Linked DNA regions of Mus musculus: region 1 is linked to region 2. A link is a loop called in an ENCODE intact Hi-C map of the cell type or tissue named here. Cell type or tissue: left cerebral cortex. All regions are shown on one strand. Links, peaks and the distances in the headings refer to the core of each region. The heading gives the core; the rest is flanking DNA.

What was found. Peaks named below come from ENCODE experiments on the same cell type or tissue, not always from the same donor. Only the 100,000 strongest peaks of a DNase experiment are listed, where the experiment ranks them.
Region 1: it touches region 2 in a loop (2.5-fold over the local background); 2 of 42 quality-filtered maps call a loop at or near these places.

The regions. Positions count from the first base shown.
Region 1 is chr13:12,104,291-12,110,382 of GRCm38, forward strand. Ryr2 (ryanodine receptor 2, cardiac) reads right to left here and starts at 2,655. Exons shown (of 105, transcript NM_023868.2): 1 at 2,109-2,655. The coding sequence starts at 2,156. In left cerebral cortex, for the core only: CTCF peaks have their summits at 2,023 and 2,716; DNase peaks (open chromatin) are centred at 1,205, 1,844, 2,201, 2,644 and 1 more place; H3K4me3 peaks cover 2,800 bases; H3K27ac peaks cover 2,300 bases.
Region 2 is chr13:11,880,143-11,886,234 of GRCm38, forward strand. Ryr2 (ryanodine receptor 2, cardiac) reads right to left here. Exons shown (of 105, transcript NM_023868.2): 6 at 5,322-5,396; 7 at 2,903-2,981. Among named protein-coding and RNA genes, the nearest start is that of Ryr2, 220 kb to the right of the region's middle. In left cerebral cortex, for the core only: no CTCF peak of the experiment used is centred there; DNase peaks (open chromatin) are centred at 2,470, 3,796 and 4,214; H3K27ac peaks cover 193 bases.

The DNA.
Region 1 (6,092 bases), core at 479-5,478, 220 kb after region 2:
GAATGGCACACACACACACACACACACACACACACACACACACACCCTTCTTCACAATGCTACTCCTTCAAGGTCATTTATCATCAGTACAACAACCTACCAATGTTTTATTAAAAGAAGAATCTCAGCCTAGGACTGCCAGACCTTACCCAAGCCCCACTTATCAAAGGTGTCGCTCTGGCTGACAGGCAGCTGCTAAGTGGCACTGAGTTAACATGACTTTATATGTGGAAAGAAAAAAAAAAAAAAAACCCTACAGGCAGGCACAGTACCTCAGTCCCCATTAAACATTCTGATAACAGCACCTCCATAAGCTAGGCTTAGCATTTAAGCCTGCAGGGAGCCCTTGAACTCACAAAACCAGCCAAAATTTCCTGGCTAATTTTAACCCTGTAGAGTGTGGTACAAACTGAATTTTAAAGCCACACAGCAGCTAAAACTGTAATCTGCCTGAAAAACGCATTCCGTGGCTTTTGAGGCTACAGCTTGACTTGTTGAAAACAAAACAGAACTTTTAGACAATTGTCCACTAAGAAACGTAATAAACAATATGGCTAGAAGGCTTCGGATACCTTCATAAGCTATGTCTTAGTGAGGATGCTGTCTATGTATGGGGACAGCCTTGCTCAGCTCAGACCTGTGGTCCACACTGATCTGCACTCACAGGCCTCTCTGCAATGCAAACGACCCACCTCCCAAATACTAGGAAAAAGTAAAGTGTGCAGGGGAATGGCTCCTAATAACACCATTCAGGTTTTATGCAAATAACCTAAAAGTTATCCTCTAGTTAGTATTTCAAATTTTCCCCATCTGTGTGGTGTTTTCTGTGAATCTGGAAGGGACTGTACCTGGAAGTGGAACGTGAAGGCTGCCAGGAAGAAATCCCAGCAGAAAATGCCGTCTTGGGTGGAAAGGAATCCTGTCAGGGGGATAGTCTTGGGAAAAGAGGAGAGGTAAGGAAGGAAAGACTGAGACGATGCAGAAAAGGCTAAGCAGACTGATGTGATAGGGGCTTCTTGCACTTCTTTGGCGCTTGAGCAGGCTCAAAGGTTTGGAGGTGAGCAAGCGGCTAGGAAGTATCTGCAGTGTAGAACAATCAGGAAGGAAGGCAGCAGCGCCAAGTGGCACTTGGAATCTTATTAGAGTGAGGCCGATCTTTCCCTGCCTACCACACTATGTGGAAATCCCGAGCAGCCACCCTCCCCTTGTACACACACACACACACACACACACACACACACACACACACACACAGAAACACACAGACAAACATCACTTGCTTGCAGGCACTCACTTGGCTGCACTCGGTATTCAACAAGCCAGCGTTTAAAGAACGACACATGTTCATGATGCTCAGCCTCTGTAAATTCTTTCATGCGGTCCGTGCACACACACACACAACACACAGGAACGCACACTCACACACACACACACATGCACACACACACACACACACACACACACACACACACACACACACACACGGTTCCAATGCGCTCTGCAAGCTGTCGTCACGAAAACCAGCATGGCACCATGCCGGGAACCGTGGGGACCACCGGAGCAAGCCTCCATGGCATTGGTATCTGCTCGACTTGGGGGCACCCTGGGGGCAGCCTTCTCAGCCCTGGCCAGTCACTATATGATCGACACCGCCAAGTACTCGGATTGCGATGTCTTCACTCCGTGACGGCGCGCAGACTCAGCCCTGAAGCCCCAGGGACGGCGAAAGCCAGAGCCGCCACGCTAAGCGCGCCCCACGGAACACGCAGCCCTGCACCCTAGCCTGAGTCGGTCGAAGAGGTCCCTGGCCAATTCAGCTCCCGCAGCTGGGTAGCGCCCGCCCGGGTGCCTCCCGCTGGCTCGCCACGCTGTCACCGCACTGAGTCCTCTTGGTTTTCCACATGCGCGCACAGACACGCGTCCTGCCCTTCCCCGGGCAGACCCGCACACCTGCACACATGTGGTGATGCAGACCCCTCCAGCATCCCTGGGGCGCCTCTGGCGGACCAGAGGCGGCCCCGCAGCCGGTTGTCACTCTACGGGGACCCTGCGGGGGGCTCCCAGGCACCCCTTCCCCTGGGAGATGCGCGCCGCGACGTGGCACTTACAGTTCTCAGGAACTGGATCTCATCCTCGCCTTCGCCCGCATCAGCCATGGCTCCGCGCTCCTGGCCCGGCCGGCTCCGGAGCCCGGCGGAGCCCCACGACCGCGGCCACTTATGCTGCTGCTGCTACTGCTGAAGCTGCTGCTGCGGCTTCTCTGGACGCTCTAGTCACTGCTAACCAGGATGTTCTAGGGGCTCCAACGGCTGCTACTCGGGTCGCTGCCCCTGCGGCGGCCACAGCCAGGAGCCCGAGGCACCCGGGGGGCCGCGCTGCTGGTGCCGAGAGCCCAGCGGTCGGTCCCCCTGCAGCGCGGCGGAGGCGGGCACGCGGGGGCGGCCGAGGCGCGGGGCCTCCCTGCGCCGCACGGTGCGGGAGGAGGGCAGCCCGGCGTGAGGACGCAGGGAGGAGGCCCCACTGCCCGGCGCGCTCGGCCCCGGCTCCCGCCAGCGAGTGCCCGGAGCCCGCGGAGCCGGGCTAGTGCAGCGGCGGGGGCGGGCTGGGGGCGGGCGGGGAGGAGCTGCCAGCCCCGGCTGCTGCAGGTAATCCGCAGCCCGCTCCTCCGGCCGCCAGCGCCGGGGCACAGTGCCGCTTACTGGCTGCTTGGGGAATCAACTGGCGCGTGCCAGAGCGCTCAGCCATCCCCTGCACCTGTGCCCTTCCTGACCTCAAGTCCAAGGAGCTCAGCTTCCCGCTGAGCCCTGCTACAGTACTTGCCACCCATTTCTAAGGCCTTTTGGATTGCACGGGGAACTCTCCTTCTCCCCCGGTGCACAGAATGGGGAGCCTCTACGTGTGATCGATATTTACACTTCGACTCCCTCCATACGAGATAGAGGTGGTTTTCTTAGTTATTGAGTCAGCATGCACCAGACTCATCACAGATTAAGTTCTCACCACAAGGGGCCTGGTGTGGATGGTCGAGGAGTTTTAACAAATTATTCAGCAACAGGGGTGAGAGAGAAGGCTGAAGAAGAGCACTCACTGATCTTGTAGAGGATGCGCCTCGGTTCCTAGCACCCACGCGAGACAGCTCACAACCACCTGTCACTCTGGTTCCAGGAGACCCAGTGCCCTCTGGCCTCCATGGGCACCTGAAGGTACTTCGTGCACATACATTTATTAGGCACATATGCATAGATAAAATAAGTATATATTAAAAAGTACTCAACGACAGCACAACAATCCCAGCATTCAACGACAAAGTAGGCATCTTGCCATGCATTGTGATACAAGACACACAAATTCATAATGCACCTGCGCAAGAAATTACAATAAAGTATGGTGTGCTAAGGACCAGTCCGATCACTGAATGCGCTAAACTCACACCGTGGTATCCGCGATCTGCCGTGAGAGAGCAAAGTTAAACATTCCTCCACAAATGCCGGATCCAAATCTCACAATGCTCCATGTAATCATAAGCCATCAAATCTCCATTTTAAAAACAGCTGCTGTAAGCCAGCTAGCCGGCTCAGCTGGTGAAGGCACTTGCCACCAATCCTGACTAGATGAGTTCAATTCCAGGGACCCACATGGTGGGAAGAAAGAACTCCAAGTTCTCCTCAGCCTCCACACACAGCCGTCATACACATAAATAAATAAATGTTTTTAAAAGTAGTATGTAACTATGACTAAGAAATAAAATGTCGGAAGCAACTGGGACAAGAAATCCAACACATGTTTTCTCAGTTCTAAGTGTTTTCATTTATATCACTGAAAAAAAATTATAGAGAAAGCAACGTTCCCACATGCCCAACCTACTCATAGTCAGGAGTTATACAATAAATAATTTTGCGTTAACTTATCTCTGCTACACATGTTACAGCATCTGGTACATCATTAAAACTGCCCAGAAATTTTCAGGTGGGTTACATTTTGTTTCCACCTTTCCTATTTTCGTCCTTACAAAGTTAAAGTTTTTGTCTATTTCCAAGAAAAATAAATATCTGTCCTTAAATATTCTCATTTTATAGTGGGATATCCGTATTGTAGAAGGGTACCCCCATCATCTTACCTGAAAACTTGGCAGACTCTTCTGTCACTAGAGGAAGAAACTAGAGGATTGTAGTTAAGCCATCCAAAAGGTAAATTAGAAAAACAACCCTGTAAGTAAGAAGGATTTCAGAACTTTTCATCATAAATATGTTTATTTTAGAAAGACAAATATAATGTGCATATAAACTTTATGCCTGGAGTCTTTAACTCTAGATTTGAGTTACACAGAATTAGCAAGTGGACATTTTCATAGGCACAAAGCTACCATTTACAAAACAGAGCGGGGGAGGCTATTTTGAGTTATTATGAATATCCACAACCTTGTGTTTTTCAGCTTTTATGAAAATGTTTCTTTGTCCCTAGGTTCGTATTGCACATATTCCATCCTTATGCATACTGCTGAAACATGTTTTCTTAATGTTGATTTAGTTCACTAGACTCCTTTTCATATTTTATTATTAATATGTTTTAATTGAAATATAATTATATCACTTTCTCTCCTCCCTTTCCTCTTTCCAGCCCTTCCCAGCTACCTTCCCTCAAACCTCACCCACGTTCCCCACTCTCAAGTTCATAGCTTTTTTCTCTTATTATTGATATGTAAATGTATGCATGTGTGTATTCACAAATACATATAAATACAATCTGCTCAGTCCATTTTTGGTTTTTATGTGAGTGGTTTCAGGGCTAACCACTTTGCACTGTGTGTGTGTGTGTGTGTGTGTGTGTGTGTATGGTTTCAGGGCTAACCACTCTGCACTGTGTGTGTGTGTGTGTGTGTGTGTGTGTGTGTGTGTGTGTGTGTGGTTTCAGGGCTAACCACTCTGCACTGGGTAACCAATAAGGAAGCTCAGCCAAAGTACTTTGTGTATTAAATAGATAGCAACTCTGGACTAGATCTCTGTTACAGTGCGAACTTTTAAAGAATTATCTTTCTAACATACTCCATCCAAAATGAGTAATCACCTTTATGATTAATTCTGTATCCTCCAGGAAAGGGGGATAACCATATTTCCCTTTGTTGTTGTTGTTGGGCTTTAGTTGGTTTGGTTTAGGGAACCAAATATTGCTATGTGATCCATGTAGCCCTCAAACTTGCCGCCTCTGCTTCCTGAATGCTGAAGTTACAGGCATACTTCACTATGCCAAGTCAAATGTACCTTTTCCCCACGTATGTATGGTATGTATTCATGCATGTATACATGTATGGATGGAGGTATGGTATGTGTGCATGCTTGCATGTATGCATTATGTGTGCATTATGTATGTATGCATTGTGTATGTACTGTATGGGTGCATATGACACACGACACACATGTGAAAGCCAGAGGACAGCTTGTCACAGTTGATTTTCTCCTTTCTCCACATGGGTCCTATGGATGGAACTCAAATCATCAGGCTTCGCACCTCTGCCTGCTGAGCTATCTCCCCAGAACCCAAATTTCATCGCTCTATTAAAGAGTTTTTCTACAGTTACCTAGTTCCGAATGGCACAACATAATTCACCATTAGCTTGCCAAGACTCTAGGCATCCTTAACAAACAAAACATTAGAACATGTATAGGATTATTCATTAGACTTACTATTTACCATTTACCAGTGGTATAAACTCAAAATATTAACTTCTCTCTCAGTTGCTCAAGGTTCTCTAAATTTCCTATGTGCACCCACCCTAGGACAGTGTGCCAAGAGTTCCACAGAAACATGACCACAAGTCAGGCCTCAGGTGACATGTCCTGAATCTTTGGGTCTGCATCATGACAGAGATGCAAAAATGACATGAAGGGCAATGGCGGTTATGAAGATGATGAAGATAGAAAGGATAATGAGGATGACAATGATGATGATGATAATGGTGATGATGAAGATGATGAATGAAGATGAAGTGGAGGAAGAGAATGGAGATGAGAATGATAATGATAAAGATAGTGTTGATGATGATAATGATGCAGAGAAGGAGGATAGAGAAGATGGTGATGAAGTCCTATCTGTTG
Region 2 (6,092 bases), core at 364-5,363:
TGATATACATTAAAACAAATCCATCTAAGGTAAGTCAAACAGCATCAAAAAGCACACATACATCTGCTTTCCTTAGTCCCATCACCCCAACCAGAAGCAGCCAGGGCGGCCTATCCACAGTCCCTGTGAAGTCCCTAGCCCATGGTGGTCTCTAACAATGCCAGTTGTGTTCTGATGGTCCCTTCATCTCCAATCATCGTTCTCTTCCCCTACCAAGCTCCACTGTTGTTCCTTGTTTTGAGCATTTTTTCATTTTTACTCACTTGTGTGTATGTACAACAAACCATATCATGTGTGCGTGACTGTATCAGAGGACAGCTTGCAAGAGTCAATGCTTTCCCTGTACCAGGTGGGATCTGGGGATCAGACATCTCACTAAGCCATCTCGCTAGCCCTTTATTATTATTTCTAAGTATTCCTTTTTCTGAGCTATCTCCCTGACGCCAGAACATGAGTGCCTTTTGTTCCTTGGGGTTTTCCCAGGTCCTGCCACCACACTGCAGCTCTCAGCGACTGATTTTATACGGATGAGTAGAATCATCTGAGATGCATCCTAGCAACTCCTGTTGTCTGTGCAGAACCTGGGCCGAAGCTGTTCTCACTCGAGCCATCCCAACCGCACATCACCAGGGAGAATTCTGCACTTCCATTCACATCTTCAATTCATTCTCCCAAACTTTGACAGTGTAACCACTCTTTCTCAGTCACTGCCTCAGTAATTGAAAAGTCATCCACACAAAAGAAAAAAAAATCATCTGCCTCGTGAGTTTAATTACGATGAAGACAAACAGAAAACCAAGGACAAATGCCATGGTGCTTCAGTAACTCACAATAAAAGCAGAGCATGGGGAGGAAGCAGGGTAGAATAAAGGCTAAGGAGACAGGGGTGGACTCTGGGTGTGGAGGAGGGCTCAGATAGGAGGACTCAGATGGGAGAGCTCAGATGGGAGGCTGATGGCTGTGCTATTCTATCACAAAATCAGCTCAGTATATAAAATAAATGTTCTAGAGCATGTGTTCCGGTCTTCAAACTTAAGATTTTTTTTTTTTTTTTGGTTTTTTGGGGTTTTTTTTTGTTTGTTTGTTTGTTTGTTTGTTTTTTGGTTTTTTTGAGACAGGGTTTCTCTGTAGCCTTCCCTGGCTGTCCTGGAACTCACTTTGTAGACCAGGCTGGCCTCGAACTCAGAAATCCGCCTGTCTCTGCCTCCCAAGTGCTGGGATTAAAGGCATGCGCCACCATGCCCGGCAAGATTTGTTTTAACTGTTTGCTAAAATATATTAAGTTTTAAAAAACTGAGAAACTAGAAAAATACAGAACTGAAAAATATAGAAAATAAAGTATATATCTGAATATTATTTTTATCTTTTTATGCCCAGGATGATAAAAATTATTGAAAGCTGACTTGGTTCATTATATTTTTTTCATTTTCATCATTGTTATTTTGTGAACATTTAGTTGTAAGAAAACCCACTTTTGATGCCTGATTATAGAGAATGTAAACGTCTACCTTACACGTGGGCTGCTTTGCTACCTTACACGCGGGCTGCTTTGCTACCTTACACTTGGGCTGCTTTGCTACCTTACACCTGGGCTGCTTTGCTACCTTACACCCGGGCTGCTTTGCTACCTTACACCCGGGCTGCTTTGCTACCTTACACTCGGGCTGCTTTGCTACCTTACACTCGGGCTGCTTTGCTACCTTACACTCGGGCTGTGCTACCTTACACGTGGGCTGCTTTGCTACCTTACACTCGGGCTGCTTTGCTACCTTACACATGGGCTGCTTTGTTGTCTGCGTGACATCCATCAGGATGGAGCCTGCTCTGGTCAAGCTTCGTGTGCATAGGAAAAGGTTTCAGTTCCTTTCCTCTTCCTTGCTGAACTTTTCAGGTCATAAAACTGTTATCAGTAGCGAAAACCCAAAACTTCGTGCATGTGTGTTACATGTGTGTTACGTGGGTTGTCTTGTGGTGTTAGGGAGAGAATCCAGGACCTTGCACATATCTGCACTCTATCACTGAGCTATATCTACACTGACAATGTATTTTTAAAAGGGATCAAATTGGGTGAGCAGTGGGTGGACCGTCTAGTCTCTACCATGGAAGAACTGCACAGTAAAACTTGGATTCTGTCTTCCCATACCTTTTTCTACTTGATGTCATACTTTTTTATTTTATTCTTGTGATATTGAGGATTGAACCCAGGGGCTCCTCATATGGTAGGCAAGGGCCCTACCACTGAGTAACATCTCTAGCTCTTTTACAAAAGCTTCATTCTAGAAGCCATGCCTTTTCCTGCTCGTCATAAAAGACAAAATGGTCTAATGGGGCACAGCGAGTCAACGGAGAAGATGCAGATGACAAAGAACAAGAATATGCAAAACCTTTCTGCTTTTGTATTTGGGATTTGCAAAGGGATGTATATTTAGATCTTTCCAAACTAGAGAAGTGTCTGTCTGTTTGGACACGTGGCACAGCAGAGCCCTGAGGCAGAGCAGCAAAGAATTTCATGTTCTGCTTTTGAGTTTGAGTGCTAACATTAAGCACACCACTATCTTATACCTGAAGATATTTTAAGATGAGTGATTAAAAGCCAGGAAGGGATACTTTACACAGTATTCCGTGAACATCAGCAAGCTTCACACAACCAGCCCATCATTTGGTATGTACCGGGGTTTTCCTCTCTCAATCCATAAGAAGAAAAGACATGAAGTCAAAGTTTTAAATCTCACCAATAACCCAAGAGCAATCAAGCAGGAGGAAAAACACACTCTCAATCTACCAAAAATGCCAGAGAAAATCATTTTCCTGACTGTTATAAAAGCAACCATCTTATATGTCTCTGACCATATCTAGGCAGCTTGTTTCCAAAGCACGTTTCATTACAGTACATGGTACTCACCTGTGGTATCCTCTTGAAGGCCAACATCGAAGGCCAGTTTGTCAGTGGAAGACCGGGAGGTGGAGAGACAGCAAAGATACTAAAAACACAAGATCAGGCATCACCACAAGATGTTGATAGTCCTGCTGAGACTATAGTGGTTAACGCAGCACTAAACATGGATGAACAAAGACATCTGTGATCTATGGACTAGAATCTTAAAGGCATAGACCCATACATGGTCTACCTGAGCCATATACTTGTTCTGCTTTTAGCTTTTTGGAGGAGCTCCCGCACTGATTTCCACAGTGCTGTGTAAGTTTACAGTACTATAATCAGCACATAAAGGTTTCTGTCTCCCCACAACCTCACAAGCATTTGCTGTCATGTTTTGTTTTTTCTTTCTTGATGATAGTCATTCTTACTAAGGTGGTGGGTGATATTGGAGGGTATGAAGTAGAAGCAGGGCTGTCAGAAGGGTAGAGGAAGTATCAATGAAGGAGAGAGGGGAAATAATAGGATAACAGAATCCAGGTGACAGGAAAGTAGCAGAGGAGACTATTTGGAAGAAAGACCAGCCAGGGCAGAGAATGGGCAGTAATGAGAGAGATGAATGAGAACAAAGCATAATGAATGTGTGAATATATGTGCACATGTGTGCACATGTGTGCATGCATATCACATCAAAACCTGCTATTTATTTGATAACTGAAATTAAGTGATTTTATAATGTGTACAGTCACATAGTGTCTGGTTGAGCACGCAAAGTGTTATCATCTATCTCTAATTAGCATTTTTCTCAGATTTCTTGATGCTCCAGTGACAAGTTGAGAGCTTCCAACACCTGAGGCATAGCAGCACTTGCACAGCAAGCCTTCAGAGCAACAGCATGAATGAAACACAGTACTTTGCCCTTCACAAAACTCTAAAACATGACCTCATCAATACAAGGAGACAAGTGACTGGGGATATGTTTGTATCTCTCTCCCTTTATGTGATATCCATGGCCCTATGAAAATGTACATGATCTGATTAGAAAGTGTCCCTAAAAGAAACCTGAAAACAACTCATTTTTATCTTCTACTTTTGTTTTCATTTTTAAAAATACACCCAGAATATACTTGGGAGTGCAGTTCTTCATCCTGTTAAAATGAGCACTGCATGAATATACATGTACACATTTCTCTCAGGGAACTCTGACTATCAAAACTGCATTGTCTCATCTACTCATCCTTGGGTTGCCTCAAGTGTACATATTCTTAGATTTAAATTTTACATCATTTTCATGCCAGCCATCCCCCAACTTCAAACACCTTGCTAAGTGACATATGAATGAGAACTCTAAGATGAATGTGGCATGAGCTTAAAATACCAGAGCATCTGTGTGAAGCATGTCCTCTGCCAGCAAGAAGAGGAGCCATCAGAGGAACTCCAGAAACAAGGGAGGGAATCGAGTGAGGCTGGGCCCCTCTGAAGATATGGATGATTCGTACCAACACTACACCAATCCTCCTATGCAGAGGTTCTCAACCGTCCTAACTCTGAGACCTTTAATACAGTCCCTCATGTTGTGGAGACCATAAAACTATTTACGTGCTATTTCATAACTGTAATTTCTCTACTCTTAGGAATCATAATGTAAATATCTGTGTTTCCTGATGGTCATTCGTAATCCCTATGAAGGAGTCATTCAACCCCCAAAGGATTTGTAACCTATAAGTTGAGAATCACTTCTCTTATAGAATATAGCACATCTGGATAACTGGGTGTTCATGTGTATACAAAGGGAGATAAAGGAATGGGTTTGACAATCAGCCACTGCAGGTGGAAGTCAGGACCTTAGAGCTGTCACATCAACTTGACTTGGAGGCTCAATCTGCATCTTGACTGCCAAGCATGAACTTTCAATGTCACAGACAAGAGGCTTCAAGGATTCCCTCAGGTAGTATTTTATCTCAGCTTAGAAAAGTATCTTACTTTCCAGAAAGGTATTTTGTGATTTATTTTTATTTTTTATATTATGTATATGTGTGTAAACATGAACAAAAGTAACCTTGGAGGCAACAAAAGCGTGTCAGATTCCCTTAGAGGTGGATATTTAAATGTATTTATACATTAATAATTTAAAACAGAATTAGAAATGGAAAATAGTTAACACTTGGCTTTTATAATTGCCTCCTCTTAAAATTTGTCTATCAAATATATTACAGGTGTTAAAAATCTATCAAAGGCATTAAAAATAGGTAACATACCTGTTATGCCTGAATCTAACCTTCATCTTATGAATGAGAAAACTGAACAGTGCACAAGGATATTAAAACTAAATCTAGTCAAACTCATTATTATCATGGCTGAAGTGATATCATCAAAATTCTAGACAGTCTACCTGACCCTGGATCAGCGTAGCCATACAAGAGATGAAATAAAGATGTCTACTCACCATACCACTGTAGGAATGGCGTAGCAATATGGCGTGTCCATAGAGGAGTGTCCGGTGGCCTCCACCTTGAGCAGTCTGAGGAAGGGGGAGAGAAGAAGAAAAGCATGAATGAGCAAACAACAAAGTCAATAAAATTCTCTGTCTTTACAGGAAAGTTTAGTAAGACCCAAAGATATTGGAAAAGCAAAGCCCTCTCCAACAAGTCCTTAAACATTTATGAAGCAAGCCATGGAGCAAGCATCTCTTCCACATCTGGAAAGATGAACTGGGCTTCGGTGAGGAAACATTACAACTATAACCTCTCACAGTCTTCTCAGTCACCGCCTGTGCTTCAGTTATACACAGCCTCCATTGGACAGGGAGACCAGGTTACCATTGCATCTAGAGACCTGATAACTACCCAACGCTCAGCAATCGCCTGGGAAGTTTTATTTCCACAAATGAGTTTTTGCAAAACCCAAAATTGGTCACATGATCTCAAGTATTTTAAGCTTCTCATTCTCCCAAGATGCCTTTCATGATTGGAAAACTTGCTAAACCACAAGGTCTTGGGCTTCCACTCAGATACAGATACACTTCATTTGACAGACTTCCCATGGAGTCATGGCCCCAAAGATCACAGTTGGAGATGGACAAACACAGAGGACATTGTCCTCTCTGGTGCCAGTCCCCTATTCTAAACATATCTCCTCCCTCCATCCCACATCACGTTGAGATGTCTTGAAATCCCAAATTCACTCTGTTGCCTTCTCTAACTTATAAATGATATTT